2 separate regions of the Homo sapiens genome follow, and region 1 is linked to region 2. A link is an interaction called in ENCODE POLR2A ChIA-PET data of the cell type or tissue named here. Cell type or tissue: MCF 10A. All regions are shown on one strand. Each heading gives the region's core, and the rest is flanking DNA. Links, peaks and the distances in the headings are about the cores only. Region 1 has its middle 84 kb from the start of LINC01449. Region 2 overlaps LINC00265 (long intergenic non-protein coding RNA 265).

The links. Peaks named below come from ENCODE experiments on the same cell type or tissue, not always from the same donor. Only the 100,000 strongest peaks of a DNase experiment are listed, where the experiment ranks them.
Region 1: POLR2A ChIA-PET joins it to region 2 with 5 read pairs; 1 of 35 experiments calls an interaction of 5 or more read pairs at or near these places.

The regions. Positions count from the first base shown.
Region 1 is chr7:41,180,362-41,189,856 of GRCh38, reverse strand. No RefSeq gene overlaps it. Among named protein-coding and RNA genes, the nearest start is that of LINC01449, 84 kb to the right of the region's middle. In MCF 10A, for the core only: no CTCF peak of the experiment used is centred there; DNase peaks (open chromatin) are centred at 2,336 and 3,836.
Region 2 is chr7:39,747,178-39,756,672 of GRCh38, reverse strand. The region is part of intron 1 of LINC00265 (long intergenic non-protein coding RNA 265); the gene reads right to left. Among named protein-coding and RNA genes, the nearest start is that of LINC00265, 18 kb to the right of the region's middle. RefSeq lists enhancers at 1,853-2,520, 6,127-6,964. In MCF 10A, for the core only: no CTCF peak of the experiment used is centred there; a DNase peak (open chromatin) is centred at 4,985.

The DNA.
Region 1 (9,495 bases), core at 1,931-5,930, 1.4 Mb before region 2:
AAAGATGGTGGTGTGGGGTGGGCAGGGAAAGAAGGCCCAAGACTAAGCCAGTTGTTTGAAATTCTCTATATTCTTTCTTCATTTTGTCCATTTTTTTCTGTTTTTTTCATTTTTCAATGGAGATGGAAAGCACCCAGTTCTGCTTTCCCCCAGAATCACCCTGTTTGTAAGCAGCCTGGAATGGTCACTAGAAGCTGCTACCTTTTGCCTGTTTTCTAGCTAAGATCAGTAAGGAGAGGTGGTCTCAAGGCTGATAGAGATGGCCACTGAGGGAGCTGGCTGCTACCTGTGGTCTTATACACAAGACTTTTGCCCTCCATAGAACCACACATCTTCACTTAATGTTTTAAACTTTTTTTTTCAGGTCACATGAATTTAGGCATTAAATAAATTATTAGACTAGCAAACATCAGAACCTTTTTTTTTCTAAGAACGACAATAGAAAAGGCTCTTGTAGTTAACACTCTTAAATACAGAGGTATTTTAAATTAAAGATTTTTTTTAAAAAAGAACAGCCTTGTCTTATAAATAATAATGATTGATAATTATTCCTCAACGAAACTAAAGAAATGGTGTGTCTTCTATGCATAAAAAAACTAGTCTACTTGCACAAATATCATTAGACAAGAAATAATTTTATTATTTAAACATTATATTAAGAAAATCTTTTTAAAAAATTTTCACTATACGTTACATCACATAAAAATGTAAGGTAGCATGTGTGAACTGTTTAAAGAGCTTGTTAAAGATTCTTATAATAAGAAAGGCTGGGAAAAGTAGAGTCATATCTTATCAAAACAATCTAAGAATCTTAAGAATGCTGCTTTTCTAGTAATACATAAATATACACGAACATGAGCAAGAATCCAAGTAAAGAAACAGTTCTTATTCATAGGATTGACAGTTTTATTATTACACCAGCCTGAAATAACATATAATGGTGTGTGAGTGTGCACTGGAGTTTCTAAAAGCAGCTTTTCAGATAGGCTTAATGTGAGAAGGGTTCAACTTTCTTCTTTGAATTCTGGAGGATGGGGTCTCCTGGGGATAAAGGGGAAAAGGGGAGATAAACTTTTAATGCAATCTCTATTCTTGCCACGATTTATTTTATTTATTTGTTCAGCAATATTTATTGTGCAGTCACCACATGCCAGGCTCTGTAGATACAATGGGGACCTTGACAAATACACTCTTTGCCTTTCGGAAGCTCAGAGCACAGTCAAGAAACAGAGTATTAGCAGAGAACATTACTGGGAAACAAGGGATTTTGCAACTCTTGGTAGGGGAACCTAACACGACCACAGTGGGGAGCAGAAAAGAGCTTTAAAACTAAGAGCCCAGGGGTGTGTAAGGCATAGCCAGGTCAAGAATGGAGGAATGAAGAATGCTGAATCAGAGGGAATCCTGAGAAATTCCTTCTGGAACCTGGCTTCCTTAACTCTTATTAACCACGTGCTAAGACTCCTTTTATATGGTTGTGGGATGATTGGCTGCAATAGCACAAATTTATGGAACTAAAAAAACAAGTGTTTGGTGTAATACTGTAAGTGTTGGTTTGAATTTTGGATGCGTATGATTAATGAATGAGGCTGAATGAGACATGTAAGCCAGCTGGGCACACCTTGGTGGGGACCAATAGGAATGACAGCTACGCCTGATGGGGGCAGGAAGGGAAGCGCAGAGTTTCTTCTTTCGGCCACGCCTTCTGACTCCAGTGAATGCCTCCTTAAGGGGTGAGGAAGCTGTCAAGAAAATAAGCATATTGGCTGGCTCGGTGGCTCAAGCCTGTAATCCCAGCACTTTGGGAGGCCGAGGTGGGCGGATCACGAGGTCAGGAGATCGAGACCACCCTGGCTAACACAGCGAAACCCCGTCTCTACTAAAAATACAAAAAAATAGCCGGGCGTGGTGGCGGGCGCCTGTAGTCCCAGCTACTCAGGAGGCTGAGGCAGGAGAATGGCGTCAACCCGGGAGGCGGAGCTTGCAGTGAACTGAGATCAGACCACTGCACTCCAGCCTGGGCGACAGAGCGAGACTCTGTCTCATTAAAAAAAAAAAAAGAAAGAAAGAAAAAGAAAGTATTCATATTTATTTGGGTTAAGCCTAAACGTGTGTTTCTTGGTATTTCTTGGCGTTACAGCTAAAATAACCTAAAACACATCTGTATTGAGGTCTGTGACCCAAGTGCCAATCTGTAGCTGTCACAATAGTGTGTTCCAGGTAGGGGTAATAGCATGTGGAAAGGCCCAGAGGCGAAGGGGAGCCAACATCTTCAAGTGACAGGAAATACTTAAATAAGGGTGGGGCCCAGTGTAAGGGAGGAAGGTGAAGGGTGAGTCAGAGAGGAAAGCCAGCAAGATTTTGAGTATGGTGAGATTTTTCAACGCCGGACACGGAAAACCAGTTCATAGTTTAGACAGGGAAATGACTTGATCAGAGTTGCATTTTCAAAAGAATACTTTGGCTGCATTATGGAGGATGGACTTGAGTGAGGACAGCCTGGGAGGAAGAAGAGTTATCAAGGACAGAGATGAGAGTGGCCTAGAGTTGGAGACTGGCAGTAGGCATGGGGAGACTGTGGGATGATGAACTTAGGTGATTTACTGCGTGTGTGTGTGTGTGTGTGTATGTGTGTGTGTGTTGAAATAAAACGAAGCAAGGTTGACTCCCATATTTTCTGTTGTGAGGAGTAGGTGAATGGCTAGCATAGTCACAAAGACAAGGAATAACAAAAGAGGAGTTCATGCGTGCAGGGTTATTCCAAAGATGGCCACAACCTGGTATGTCCACTAATGTTGAAATGGAACCGAGTGTTGCCAGAATAATGATCATAGCTGTTTGAGGGGAGTGAAAATAAAACCATTTGTTAAAGAGAATAACACTGAGATAATTTTATAGCAAGAAGTGACTTTGACCCTGACTTTAGTCCTTTGCTTGTTAGCATCCATTTCCAATCCCTCTCACTACAATCATTTCCTTCTTTTCTGAGCTATAGGTGTGAGTCAAACCACTCTGAAACATAGCAGCACCTTTGAAAGAAGATGGCTGCTTCTTCCTCCGTCATAAAGCAGAGTGAACCACATGACAACTGTCTGTTCAAACAGATCTAAGAAAATAAATAAGGCTCAACCAAAAGTCACTGTAACCCATTTTATTAGTATTCTTTCTTTTTCCATACCCAACTTAAGCCTCATGTCCTGAGAAAGGATGACTTGTGCATACACCCTCTCTATCAAAAAGTATTTTTAAAGCCACTAGCAAGAAAGTGTTGTCATAACACCACTGCTAATAATAATGACAATAATTTTATCTGTCTTTATATACTGTCTATTATGTGTCAGTTATTTCATAAACGTTATTTCTGGTCCTCACATAAACCCTACAGGTTTAGCATCTCCATTTGCCAGATGTGTGAATGAGATCAAAGCTAACTGGGTCACAAAGGGAACACAGACCTTCACTTTGGTCCCCTTATCAGGGTCTAACCAATTGGCCTTTGCTTATACGACAGTAAGAGTGTGTTTTGGAATAAAATCATTTGCAGTAAATAGATGTGGGCAGTACTTTGGGTTCTGTCTTAATCTTTCCTTCTAGCCTAGGAGTTTCTATATAAAAGGCTCATTATTGTTTGGCTATAGATATATATCAATTTGTTTTTTGCACTGATGCATATGTATAATGACCTAGCAATACAAATAACCACACGGTAAATATTCATGCTATTCTGTTGATGAATTGGATTCCATTGTGTGGCTATGTCACAATTTCCTGGTCAGTGGGCAGCTTTCTTGCATGCTGTGATTTATAACCTAGGTCTTTTCATGTTGTAACATCACCAGGGCCTGATATCTATCATCCGGTCGGCAAACACTTCATAATCACCATGGCCCTGGCAATACTCATGTGGCCTCATGTAGATGCAAGATTTTTAAAAGGTAGCTGGTTGGACAGCTGTTTCCCAGTAATAACTCTATCCTATGGAAAGAGGAGGTTGGCAGTAGTTGGACACTTAGATGTCACCATCGTGGATGTTTAATCCATCAGTCTTTTCCTTTATGGTTTTCAACTTTACGGTTTTGTTAAAGAATTCTCTCCTCAGGGATTAAAGAAACATTCACCAATATTTTTTGGCCATTTTGATATTATTTTTCTAAACCAGGTAGTCAAACTTTAACATCATTAACATAAATAATATATTTGTCCGAAGTAATTTGAAAGGACACTCGAATCAAATACTGAAATAATACCGACACACACACACACACACACACACACACACACACATACTTTTTCTGAACTTTATTGTATACTATGATTCTTTTGTACTGGGCCCATATCAACACTAGAATATTTTAATTATAAACGTTCTGCCATTTAAAAAAATTATTCTGTGCTCTCCCTCCAAAATCAGTCTTAATTTTTTTCGAAATATTTCCCGGCTACAGTCTCACTTATTCTTATACATAAATATCTCTCTAAATCTCTTCCTCAACTCTAAAATAATCAATGTTTGAGTTTAGCTAATATAGATAGATAGATAGATGGATAGAGGTAGATAGATAGATAGATAGATAGATAGATAGATAGATAGATAGATACATGCATACATACATACATACATACATACATACATACATACATAGGGACAGATAGATAAACAGGCTGATAGATTTGAGGGAGAACTGATATTTTTCACTGTTAATTTTCCCATTTAGGAGCACTGTGTTCGTTTACTCAGATTTTCTTTTGTGTCACTCAGTTTTATGTTCCCAATGTTGGGAACTTGGTGAACATTAAGTATTTACTGAAAAGAGGACATTACCATATTGTGTATACTTCTCATTATATTCCTAGATATTTTGTTTTATACTTTGATTGCCTAATAAAAATATCTTTTTTTTGTATTACAGTTTTCAACTGGCTATTCCTGGTGTATAAGAAAGCTAATTACTAATTTTGGAGCATTTGGCTTGTAATCACTTAGCAGAAATGCATTACTTTGTAAAGTCATGACTGAGGCTGCGTTTCTGTTACTTTCATGCGTGCATGAGAGTTTCAGGTGCCGAATTCTAGGTTCAGAATATTTCTTTTCACAGAAAACTGCAAGCATGACTCCTACTATCTAAGGGCATTTATTGTAGCTGAGATGTCTAATTCTAACCTCACATTTTCCTCCTTTTGTTGAGTAGCTTTTTTCCTTGTTGTATACTTACAGACTTTTTTACACTATCATAAATTAAAATGCTTCACCCAAATGTGTTTATGTCCAATCCCCTTCATTGTTTTTCTTCTGGTATATCCCCAAAATCAAGTTTTCAACTAAGAAAATTTGTATCAATGATTTAATAATTTTTGCTTCTTTTTCAAGTGCCCTGTGAATAATATGAATTTCTATTACAAATATGTTTTTCTCCCGGGTATTTTCTCCTGTCTCTTATATTTTCTAGGCCATACTTATACTTTTCCTCTAAGTTACAGAAAATTTTTGATGGCTGGACTTGCATTTAATTAATTTATTTTCCTGAAGTATCAATTCTACTCTTCACTGCCTCATGGCATTTTAATTTGGGGAATTAAAAAATCTAAAAGCAAGTTTTATTTTATTTAATTGATATAGTTAGCCATCAATTAAGAAAATGATTTGGTATATATTTTAGAACCATTTTCCTGTTACTATTTCAGTAAGTTTATTTGCTGAGAGGTTATTTACTCTAAATTCCTTAGATTGGTGCCTGTGAGCGGAACTAATAAATGTTTTCATAACAATGATGTTTTTGTCCTTGAAGTTTACTCATCCTTAACAGGCCAATGCTTGCGTAGTTCTGTCAGTTAAAATAAGTTGTACTAGAAACTGGCTCTGTGTAGTCCCAAATAAAAGCAGAGGGGGGTTACTTTTAATAGTTCTAGTTTATTCTCAATTCATTTTCCATTTGTGGTTAGTATTGAGAGAACCATAACCAGAAGGGGCCACTGCCACTGTTACGCTAGGAGCCCGGAAGTAAGTGGGCACCACCCACCTTGCTAATCAGTGTGACGGCCTCAATGAACAGTTCATGTAGCAAGTTCCTACTTCACTCAACGGACCTTCCTCATCAAATGAAAAGCAGAGCTGGCCAGGTGTGGGGACTCACACCTGTAATCCCAGCACTTTGAGAGACTAAGGTGGGAGGATCACTCAAAGTCAGGAGTTTAAGAGCAGCCTGGGCAACATAGTAAGACTCTGTCTGAAAACACAAAATGAATAGCTGGGTGTGGTGGTGCATATCTGTGGTCCCAGTTATGCTGGAGGCTGAGGCAGGAAGATCACTTGAGCTCAGGAGGTTGCGGCTACAGTGAGCGAGACTCGAAGGAAGACAGAAAGAAGGAAGGAAGGAAGGAAGGAAGGAAGGAAGGAAGGAAGGAGAAGGGGAAAGGAGGAAGGAAGGGAGGGAGGAAGGAAGGGAGGGAGGGAGGGAGGGAGAGAGAGAGAGAAAGAAAGAAAGAAAGGAAGAAAGAAAGAAAGAAAGAAAGAAAGAAAGAAAGAAAGGAAGGAAGGAAGGAAGGAAGGAAGGAGGGGAGAGGAGGAAGGAAGGAAGGAGAGAGAAAGAAAGAAAGAAATGAGGGGAGGGGAGGAAGGAAGGAAGGGGAAAGAAAAGAAAGAAAGAAAAAGAAAGAAAGAGAGAGAAAGAAAGAGAAAGGGAGGGGAGGGGAGGAAAGGGGGAGGGGAGGGGAGGAAGGGGGAGGGGAGGAAGGGGGAGGGGAGGAAGGGGGAGGGGAGGGGAGGGAGGAAGGAAGAAAGAAAGAAAGAGAGAAAGAAAAGAGAGAGGGAGGGAGAGGAGGGGATGGGAGGAGGGAGGGAGGAGAGGAACGAAGGAAGGAAGGAGAAAGAAAGAGAGAAAAGAAGGAAGGAAGGAAGGAAAAGAGCGAGCTTGCCACTACTCAAAGTTCTGGCTAAAGGAAAGATTACCCTAAATTTTTATAAGCACATTGTTTGCAGTAGCTCAAAGCTAGCTAGCTCCCTTCCTCTAATTATAAACAACTGCTTTCAGATAGAGCTCACTGTCCTTGTTTAGTTAGGACACCATCTGGACAAAGTTTAGGGCAGGATGAGGTTCGGGGCCCAGGGTTCTAAGTACTACAATCATAAAGTGAGAAGTTCCCTTTCTGGGCTCTCCTAGCCTACAATTACCTCCAGATCCTGCCCTTTTCTTATCCTAGGAGTATCTGTGGACTTCTGTCCTTTTAGGTCCAACATAGACTTCTTTCACAAAAAAAAAAAAAAAAAAAAAAAAGAGAATATCAGGCTGGTTGATTTTCACTTAAATTAGGTCTCACCTGGGTTCCACATTCCTGAATTGCCTCCAAATTTCTCTTCAGTAAATAGTGAGTATACTTCCTGTGTGCTTTTGTGTGCTCATTCAGATCTTTCTTTATTTTTCTTCTATTTCTTTCTTAATTTCAAGGGAGACATTAAAGAACAGAATATTAAATGTCTGGCATCAAATTATTATTTTGAACCGGAAGTCTACATTTATGTCTTAGTTTTAATATTCTAGTTTTATTATCTTTAAATAGAAGAATTTTATACTGTGAATCTAAAGAAAAAAAGAAAGAAAAGAAGGAAGGAAGGGAAGGAGGAAAAAGTACTCAGACAACAAAGTTATCAAAACACCAAAGTGACTGGCAAATTTACAATGATAAACTTCTTCTAACTGAGAGTAGTTTGATAGCCATAAAACATAGGTGATATTAAATTTTTTTTTTTGAGATGGAGTCTTGCTCTGTTGCCCAGGCTGGAGTGCAATGGCGGGATCTCAGCTCACTGCAACTTCGCTCCCTGGGTTCAAGCGATTCTCCTGCCTCAGCCTCCTAAGTAGCTGGGACTACAGGCACCTGTCACCATGCCCAGCTAATTTTTTGTATTTTTAGTAGAGATGGGATTTTGCCGTGTTGGCCTGGTTGGTTTCAAACTCCTGACCTCAGGCAATCTGCCTGCTTCGGCCTCCCAAAGTACTGGGATTACATGAGTGAGCCACCATGCCTGGCCGATACTAAAACATTTTGAAGGGACAGTTACAGTAAAAAGAAATGTACTATTGCATGTCTAATTTCACCATTTAAGATGAAATCTTAAATCCACCAAATTCACCCTCTGGGTTTACAATACACCAAAGTCAGCCCTGAACTTGGAGTAACCTTATGTGGAAACCTTTCTGGAAAACACTGGAGTAGCTTTCATCTAAGAGTTCTCATGGCATGACATCTTGTGAAGGTGTTGCAGACCAAGTCAGTCCCTCCGGCTTTCCCATGGAATCTTGTAGATTACAAAACAGCTTTACAAATGGATGCAGAGATACTGAGCATGCTCACTCAGCTCTCTGTGGCCTGTTGGCACAGGAGCTCTTGGAAGACAGATTGGAGTCCTGCAGCAGTTGACCGTGCTGGATGAACTTGAATGCCGCCCCGCGCACTGGCTCCAGCTGTCCTCCCTTCACACATGGCTACCTGGCCCTGGCCCTGAGCTCCCCTTGCATTCTTACGTACCTGGCTTACCCTTTATTCATTTCTCTCTTAAACCATTCCCATTTTAAACAGGCAAATGAAGTAAATCCTCCGCAAATTTACTTGCAAGCAAACAGCACCAACTATTAAAAAACTAAGTTCCAAAAACTTTAATCATTTATGGTGTACTATGATGCAGCCATTAAAAATGTTTTTGAATTTTTTTTTTTTTTTTGAGACAGAGTCTCTCTCTGTCGCCCAGGCTGGAGTGCAGTGGCACGACCTCAGCTCACTGCAACCTCTGCCTCCTGGGTTCAAGCGATTCTCCTGCCTCAGCCTCCCAAGTAGCTGGGATTACAAGCAAGTGTCACCACGCCCAGCTAATTTTTGTATTTTTAGTAGAAATGGAGTTTCGCCATGTTGGCCAGGCTGGTCTCGAACTCCTGACCTCAGATGATCTGCCTGCCTTGGCCTCCCAAAGTGTTGGGATTACAGGCGTGATCCACCATGCCTGGCCTTGAAGACATTTTTGATGTGAAACTTTATTGATATGAAAACATTCTATAATGTAAAGCAAAAATAAAGGATATACATATAAAGATATTATATTACCTATGTAAAAGGAAAATATATTAAAAGGTGAAATAGAATATACTAACAAGATAACAGTTGCCTTGGGAAGATTGTATTACACATAATATTTTCTCTTTAAAAATATATTCGCATTTCTATCAAAGGCATTTTTCTTTATTTGTATCTTTAAATAAATGAATAACCTCAAGTTTTTAATAATTTGAAATGTTAAATTTTAAAATGGCACATTGTAAAGTTGTCATATAGCATGATTTCAACTAAATAATATATAACTAAGAAACTTGATGTAAATAACATATAGATAAGAGACGATGAAAATATGGGTAAATGTTGACAGGCATTCTCTCCTCTAGGAGGGATAAAGAGCAACTGCTGATTTCATTTCATTTCAAAATACATCTCTACTTTCAGACTATGCAC
Region 2 (9,495 bases), core at 3,093-7,092:
TAAAGATTTATGGAAGAGTTTTGGGAACAGTATAAAGAATTGCTATATACCCTTTACTCAAGTTCCCCAGTTATTAAATTTTTAGCCCGTTTGCTTTGTCATTCTTTCTCTTGCCCTCCTACTTTCTATATCTATTATCTGGTGTGTGTGTGTGTGTGTGTGTGTGTGTGTGTGTGTGTGTGTGTGTAATGTAATTGTTCCTGAACCATGGGCAAATAAGTTGCAGATGTGATGACCCTACATGTCTAAATACTTCAGTGTTACCTAAAATAAGAACATTAACCACAATAAAAATTATCAAACTCAAGATATTAACACTGATACAATAATATCAACTAATCTACAGATCTTAAATTTCACCCATTTTCCTGATAATATCTTTTATAGGAAAAGAAAACCACAGATTATTAATTGCATTCTATTATCATTTCTCTTTAGAGACTGCTGGATTCCCCTCCATAAGGTTATAACATTTGGCATTTCCCACCAACAATTAAGTTTTTAATACTCTGGGTTTAATTTGTGTCATGCATTTTTTCCCTGAACCAATGACTGTCATCTGGGGAAAGAGGCTGTGCTGGTGAGCTTAGCCTCACTCACTTTCTACTCCCTAGGAGGCTGTAGATGGATTCAGGTTCACCTGAAGCAAGTGGGCTCAGACAGGGAGGGTGATTCCCCAAAGCAAAATTGGGGTACTATTTCTACAGAATAGAGCTGAGTGAAAACCACCACCACCAATATCCAATAAGCTGGTTCATGGATGCCCAACTTGCATCTATACAACAAAACAACAGATGCCTCTGATACTTGGCTAAAGAGAGACAGTGAAATTGGAACTAGAGCACAGGTAGAGTCCAATCTAATTCTTTCATTTTCATGCAGTAAATATTTTAGTTTCTTTTTTTTTTAATTCATAGCACGACTTTTTTTTTTTCTTTTGAAGCAGGGTCTCACTCTGTTGCCCAGCAGGCTGGAGTGCAGTGGTGAGATCATGGCTCACTGTAGCCTCAACTTCCCCAGGTTCACATGATCCTCCCACCTCAGCCTCCCTAGTAGCTGGGACTACAAGCATGCACCAGCATGCCCAGCTAATTTTTTTGTATTTTTTGTAGAGTTGGGGTTTTGCCATGTTGCTCTGGCTGGTCTTGAACTGCTGGGCTCAAGTGATCCTCCCACCTCGGCCTCCCAAAGTGCTGAAATTATAGGCATGACCCACTGCACTCAGCCATAGCACAACTCTTAAGAGAAAGATTTCAGTCTATCTACTGCCTGTCATTTTTTGGTTTTTAATTTAGTTAATTCTCACAGCAGCTCTAGGTAGCAGGAAACTGTACATTTATCCCACTTCTGAAAAGTCTGTACTAAGGCAGACACTTGAAATAATTCTACTAAATGTGCTCAGCTAAATAAAATAAACTTAAACCCAGGTTTTTGTTCCAAACAATAGGTTTTGTGAAATTGTGATCTTTCTAGAAGAACTTAGATATGATTTTTCCTCTCAGTTTCTCTTTTTAAAAAAATCTTAAGAATTTTCATTGTTAGCATGTTTATTTTTCTGCCTTTTCCAATGAGAGAGTTTCCATCTTTCTCAGAAACTGGAGGGCTCTAGTGGAGAGTGATGATGTGTCATCGTTTCACATTTCCTCTCACGCTCGTTTTTCTCCTGGTTGTAAAGCTTCTAAATGATTGATTGCCATCTTAACAGATTTGAGGCCAGTCAGGGTCTCCTGCTCTCAGCACTGTGTTCTGGGGCAGTTTGTTTAAGCCCAGGAGTATTAATGCTCCCAGATAAGTCTGCACCAGGACAAACTGAGTTCTTATATTAGATCCAAAGTGTATTTGAGAAAGCATTCACTGAACCTAAGTGCTCAGTGTACTTTGAAGCACACGTTTGTTTCCCTTAGTCATTAAGCCTCAAAAAGTCCTACCATTCCTTGAGGCAGGAATGCACTCTTTTTAAATTTTCTATTCAGCAGAATGAGAAATGTCTAAAAATAGAAATCCCACTTAATGATTTAAGTCTGTCTCCATCCTTACTCAACAACTAGGCAAATATTAAACAAAAAGAGCCCCAGTGCTGGCCTGCCGGCAGCTTTCCCTTCTGTGAGTTGAAACTGGGAAAGCGCAGGGAGGTATTGAAGTACAAGGGGAGGTGGAATGAGCATTGGTGGTGGAGGCAGTGAGAGGTGACAGCATGCTGGCAGCCCTCGCTCGCTCTCGGTGCCTCCTCCGCCTCGGGGCCCATTCTGGCGTGCTTGAGAAGCCCTTCAGCCCCCTGCTGCACCGTGGGAGCACTTCTCTGGGCTGGCCAAGGCCGGAGCCGACTCCCTCGGCTTGCGGAGATGTGTGGAAGGAGAGGCACGGGTAGGAACCGGGGCTGCGCCCGGGGCTTGCAGGCCAGCTAGAGTTCCAGGTGGGCGTGGGCTTGGCGGGCCCCGCACTCGGAGCGGCGGGCCGGCCCTGCCGGCCCAGGCAGTGAGGGGCTTAGCAGCCAGGCCAGCAGCTGTGGAGGGTGCGCCGGGTGCCCCAGCAGTGCTGGCCCACCGGCGCTGCACTTGATTTCTCGCTGGGCCTTAGCTGCCTCCCCGCGGGACCTGCAGCCTGCCATGTCTGAGTCTCCCCCAACACCGCCGTGGGCTCCTGGGCAGCCTGAGCCTCCCTGATGAGCACTGCCCCCTGCTCCATGGCGTCCGGTCCCATCGACCACCCAAGGGCTAAGGAGTGCGGGCACACGGCCCGGGACTGGCTGGCAGCTCCACCTGCGGCCCAGGTGCGAGATCCACTGGGTGAGGCCAGTTGGGCTCTTGAGTCTAGTGGGGACTTGGAGAACCTTTGTGTCTAGTTAAGGGATTGTGAGTGCATCAATCAGCACTCTGTGTCTAGTTCAAGGTTTGTGAACACACCAATCAGCACCCTGTGTTTAGTTCCGGGTTTGTGGATGCACCAATGGGCACTCTATCTAGCTAACCTGGTGGGGACTTGGAGAATTTTTATGTCTAGCTAAGGGATTGTGAATGCACCAATTGGCACTCTGTATCTAGCTCAAGGTTTGTAAATGTACCAATCAGCACTCTGTGTCTAGCTCAGGGTTTGTAAATACACCAATTGACACTCTATCTAGTTAATCTAGTGGGGACATGGAGAACTTTTGTGTCTAGCTCAGGGATTGTAAACGCACCAATCAGCACCCTGTCAAAACAGACAAATCAGCTTTCTGTAAAACAGACCAATCGGCTCTCTGTAAAATGGACCAATCAGCAGCATGTGGGTGGGGCCAGATAAGAGAATAAAAGCAGGCTGCTGGAGCCAGTGATGGCAACCCGCTTGGGTCCTCTTTTACGCTGTGGAAGCTTTGTTTTTTCGCTCTTTGCAATAAATCTTGCTGCTGCTCACTCTTTGGGTCCATACTGCCTTTGTGAGCTATAACACTCACTGCGAAGGTCTGCAGCTTCACTCGAGACCACGAACCCACCAGAAGGAAGAAACTCCAAACACATCCAAACATCAGAAGGAACAAACTCCAGACATGCCGCCTTTAAGAACTGTAATACTCACTGCCAGGGACCGTGGCTTCATTCTTGAAGTCAGTGAGACCAAGAACCCACCAATTCCGGACACCAAGGACCCCTTGGCTGTAACCTCAGCCAAGCCACTTACACTTTGTGGGGCTTAGACCATGATATCCAAGAAAAATACTTCAGAATTTATTTATTTATTATTATTATTTTTTGAGACAGAGTCTTACTCTGTTGCCCAGGCTGGAGTGCAGTGGTGCAATCTCAGCTCAGCGCAACCTCTACCTCCCGGGTTTAAGTGATTCTCCTGTCTCAGCCTCCCGAGTAGCTGGGATTACAGGCACACGCCACCACACCCGGCTAGTTCTTGTACTTTTAGTAGAGATGGGGTTTTGCCATGTTCGCCAAGCTGGTCTGCAATTCCTGACCTCAGTTGATCTGCCCACCTCAGCCTCCCCAAATGCTAGGATTACAGGCGTGAGCCACTGCAAATACTTCAGGATTTAATACAAAAGTCATAATTCTCCCCATATTGACAATCCCAAAAGGAAGAGTCTTCCTGAGAGAACTACCATAACTTAGTAAAATTATAATTTAGATTCTTCCAGATAGTAGTCATTTGTATAAATTTCCTTAATATGATAATAGAGCCAATCCCTCAGATACATTCTTCTGTTTTGTCTGCCTGCAGGAGAAAAGAAGGCATGTTCCTAGTAAAGGTGCTCTGTTCACTGAGCACAAGGTAAACTCAAGCCCATTTCTTTAAAGATCTTGTGCAAACTATGAGAGACAAGTCTTTATAAAAGAAAAGGGGGGAGAGGAAGATGAATTATTCCTTTAAAAACAACTCATCTGACTTTGAAATGGGAGGGTATGAGAAAGTCATTAGAGGCTTTTGAGTGATGCTGGCTACTTTTCCAGAAAACTCCTTGCCCCAAAGTAAATAGCAATTATGTGTTGGAACACATATTTTGCCTACATTCTATATATATATAATTGGATTAAAATGTAGAAGAATTTTGAAATAAAACAGAATGGGACAAAATAGTCCCTAAGCTCTCTTAAAAAACAAACAGTCAAAATCAATTTTCTGCATTCCAATTGGCAACTCTGGATGCTGTCATTGAAAAACAGAAGAAAAAAAAAATTTTTTTTTTTGAGATAGAGTCTTGCTCTGTTGCCCTGGTTGGAGTGCAATGGCGCAATCTTGGCTTACTGCAACCTCCTCCTCCCAGGTTCAAGCAGTTCTCCCCCTCTGCCTCCTGAGTAGCTGGGATTATAGGCGCCCACCACCACGCCCAGCTAATTTTTGTATTTTTAGTAGAGATGGGGTTTCACCATGTTGGTCAGGCTGGTCTTGAACTGCTGACCTCAAGTGATCCACCCGCCTCAGCCTCCCAAAGTGCTGGGATTACAGGCATGAGTCACCTTGCCTGGCAGAAGAATGATTTTTGATTTATGGCCTCCAAGTCTGAATGCTTGGCCTCCAGGTCTTTTAATTAAGAAATATTTCACAATGTATATCCATCATTTTGTAAAAGGCAAACAATAAGTCTAATGATCTCTGTTAACGTAACTTAGTCTAGATAATACACTCAATCAGCTCCTTGTCCCTCCCAAAATCAAAGTAAAATAATCTAACCACCAGGGAAGGTCTTAGAGATACTCTTGTTAGAGAATATTCATTCATTCATTTGAATGTTTATTGAGAGCCTGTGAGCATGTGGAAATGAGCCAAAACACTGGCTAGGTGCGGTTGCTCACACCTGTAATCCCAGCAATTTGGGAGGCTGAGGAGGTCGGATGGATCCCTTGAGCTCAGGAGTTTGAGAGCAGCCTGGGCAACATAGCAAAAACCCGTCTCTACCAAAAATACAAAATTAGCTGGCCATGGTGATGCACACCTGTAGTCCTAGCTACTCAGGAGGCTGAGGTCGGAGGATTACCGGAGCCCAGGAGGTGAAGGCTAGAGTGAGCTGTGATCGCACTATTGTACTCCAGCCTGGGTGACAGAGTGAGACCCTGTTTCAAAAAATAAATAAATAAAAATATTTTTTAAAAGGAGTGTTTTCTCTAGGTTCTCATTAAAATTAAAAAAGAAAAGGAGATGAGCCAAAAGAAAGGTCCTGATCTCATGAAGCTGGCTCTTATGAGGAGAGACTCATAATAAACAAATACCTCTATAACGTCAGCTTAGGATAAGTGCCACAAAGAAAAATAGCTCAACATAACATAACAGTGCAAAGAGCAGCTAGGGAGAACATGTTCTGTTTAAGTAGGAAGATCAGGGAAGACCTCTCCCCACCAGGGTGACATTTGATCAAAGACCTGAACGAAGTGAGGGAGTGAAACGTGAGGTCACCTAGAGTAGGGGTTGGCAAACTTCTTCTGTAAGAAGCCAGACAATAAATATTTTGGCTTTGTGGGCCATACAATCTCTGTTGCAGCTACTCAACTCCGTCCTTGTAGCAGGAAACCAGCCATGGATAACATAAATAAGTGTGGCTGTGTTCCAATGATCTCTTATTTTATGAATGGTAGAATTTGAATTTCATGTAATTTTCATGTATCACAAAATATTATTTTTCTTTTTTTCCCAATCATTAAAAATTGTAAAAAATATTGTTAGCTCAGAAGCTGTACAAAATAGCCTGTGGGTTGCATTTGACCCATGGACCATAGTTTGCTGATTCTTGATCTTAAGCAAACACATTCCAGGAGAAGCAGCAATTCCAGCCTGGATGGGGAACATGCATGACTTGATGACAGAAAACAAAAGAAAGGTCCATCCCGAAACATCAGTTAGTAGTCATTATGGAAGACAGCCCACTACACTCATTCCAAATGATTTTTACCTAACTTCCCAACTTCTAACTTTCTAGCTAACAACTTGTTGTATATTGAGCACCCGTTGAAAGACAGACACCATGTTCCAGAGAGATGGGCGGATTGGGAGAAACATCTTAGAGGAAGTAGGTATTGAACTGGTTTGGCTTTGAAAAAAATGAACAAGATACCAACAGGTGAGTCTGTTGGAGAAAGACTATTCTAGTTAGAGGAATAACCTGAATAAAGGCATGAAAGTGGGAGAGTTCCATGGTGCAGGCTAGAGATTCTTGTAATCCCCATCAAGTATTGGGTGTATGTTGCATATCCTAACACTTTGAAAAGCAAGCCCTAAACAATGGTACTCAAACCCTTGCCTGCATCAGAATAGCCTGGAGGACTTGTTAAGCCGACTTGTTTGTTAAGCCAACTTTCTAGACCATTCCCCCAGGGTTTCTGATTCAGTAGATCTGGGGGAACACCAGAGATCTGGGGGAAAACCAGAGAATTTGCATTCCTAATAAGTTCCCAGGTGGTTCGGATGCTGCAGACCCTGGAAGCACACTTTAAAGAGCCACTGCCCCACAGGGTTGGCTGCTACAGAGGAAGAGTGGGCTCTAGCAAGCTTATATTGCCTACTTTCAAAGTGAGGGTGATACCTCAGAAGTTTGCCTGAGATCAGCTATAAAACATAATAGTGCCAGGTCCATCCTAGGCTTGCTTGTGCATGAATTCTCTTCCTGTCCTGTAGTCTTTCCTGCAACTTCTAAGCCTTTCCCAGAAGGACTTAAAATTTGTAAATGCATTTCATGTGGTGCTTCTGCTTCTAGATTATTTTAAAAAGTCATAGTGACATGTTTGCCATCAATAACAAAAAAAGCAATAATACGGAGTGGTGTACATCACACCAAGCATTCAGAGAATCCTATGATGTCATCAAAGGGACAAAATAATTGGAGACATTTTGAAAATGACTCATACAGTGAGTTTGTGTATCCTCCTCATAAGTTAAAGGCCAAGATTAAACTCAAGCTCTCCAGCAGCTAAACATATCATAATAAAACTTCCCATTTGCAGGTACTACTGATTTTTTTTCTTATTCATTCTTTTAGAGTGACAGAGCAGCACATATTTCTTTAAAATCCTTGACTTGCATCAAATTTCCAGTGATTGAAAGGCAAGCAGTAGAAAGACCAATATGCCCCGAAAGAAATAGGTTTTGGCAAGCTGGGCATGGTGGCTCATGCTTGTAATCCCAGCACTTTGGGAGGCGGGAGAATCACTTGAGCACAGGAGTTCGAGACCAGCCTGGGTAACATAGCAAGACCTCATCTCTACATATATTAAAAGGAAAAAGAAGGGGGAAAAATAGGTTCTGGCCAGGTGTGGTGGCTCATGCCTGTAATCCCAGCACTTTGGGAGTCTGAGTGGGAGGATCACTTGAGCCCAGGAGTTTGAGACCAGCCTGGGCAATATAGCAAGACCCCATCTCTCTATATAAAAAATAATTAATTAAAAAATAACAAAATTAAAGCAAAAAAGAGATAAGTTTTTAAAACTCATCTGGCCTGGAAACCACCAGGCCAGATGTGGTGGCACCCACATCTGTAGTCCCAGCCACTCAGGAGGCTGAGATAGGAGGATCACTTGAGTCCAGGAGTTCAAGGCTGCAGTGAGCTATGATGGTGCCTGTGAATAGCCAATGCACTCCAGCCTGGGCAACATAGTGAGACTCTGGTTCTTGAAAAAATAAATTAATTAATATTAAATCCAACTAAATATATGGAGCAAAAAATCAAAGTTTGAATTCAGATCAGTTTGATGGTTTGCTGAGCTTGTTGCTGACTAGTCTCTTCTAAGGGATAAGGCCCTGTCTACAGACTAAGGTTGGTACCACACGACCCTGTTCTCCATAGCTATGGCTTATTGGGCACTTGATCCAAGGGTGGCCTATATCAGACTGGCCAGCAATCTATGATGTGGCATGTCTTAGAAACCTGAGCTGGGCCAATCAGATTCCTCATTGAGGAACTGATAGTTAGGAAATAGAGGGAGACTGGGCTAATTCACCATTAGAGCTAGCAAAAGTCTCCTGTGGGCCATGTGCAACTCATGAGTATGAAGAGGCTTAGCCATAAAGGGAGGAGGACAGAATGGACAGATTCACAAGAAAGCAGCAGAGAGGCTGTGAGCAAGAGAGCCTGTGACCACTGGGGGAAAGGAACAGACTGGTTCTGGATGATTCTGTAGTTCCAGTGCACATGTGTCCTTAAAGTCAGCTCCCTTTTCCTTGAAATATAACTAACTCATGTGGGTTTCTTTCCTCAACCAAAGAGACTTAATGCAAACCAGCAGCTCTTTTTCAATTAGAAAAATTGACTATTAACTATCATTGTTTCTAATTAGAAAAGCAAGCAAAAACTACGTTATTTTAATACATTCCAGCTTATATACAGAAAAAAATATAGTTTAGTAGCAAGTGTGGATCTGGGTTTTGTGGGGCCTGAAGTTTATACAGATTACAGATACAGATCTTTTAGAAAAGAATGCCAAATTATAGGTAAAAAATAGGTAGAGGGTCCAGGAGGGGCCTGTGAAAGTCAGGAGCCTTGAACCTGAGCTTCACTAACTGCATGGTAAATTCAGCTCTGTTTAGAAGAAAGAACATGATCCTAAGGCTAATGTGGCCTTAGGCACTTTTTAAATTTAAATAACAACATTTAACTTAAATAAAAAGTGGACCCCAGAAAATTACATACTGTTCCCATACTTTGGTTGAATGCTTTTTAAGCTATCGCAAATGAACTTTTCTTGGCCAGCATCAGTACTTTTAAAAGGATGAAATAAAATGGAATAGAAAGGAAAGCCTCAGGGTGCATTGTATGATGTAAGGATGACTATTGTAGTGTGAGACTTTTGTTTCCATTTTATAAATATATAAGTCAGTGATTCGCAAACTCTTTGGTCTTAGAATCCTTTGTTCTCTTAAAATATACAGAGGACTATTATTGTTATTGTTTTTAGAGACCGGGTCTCACTCTGTCACCCAGGCTGGAGTGCAGTGGTGTGATCATAGCTCACTGTAGCCTCCATGTCCTGTGCTCAAGTGATCCTCCCACTTCAGCCTCTCAAATAGCTGGGACCACAGGTGCTT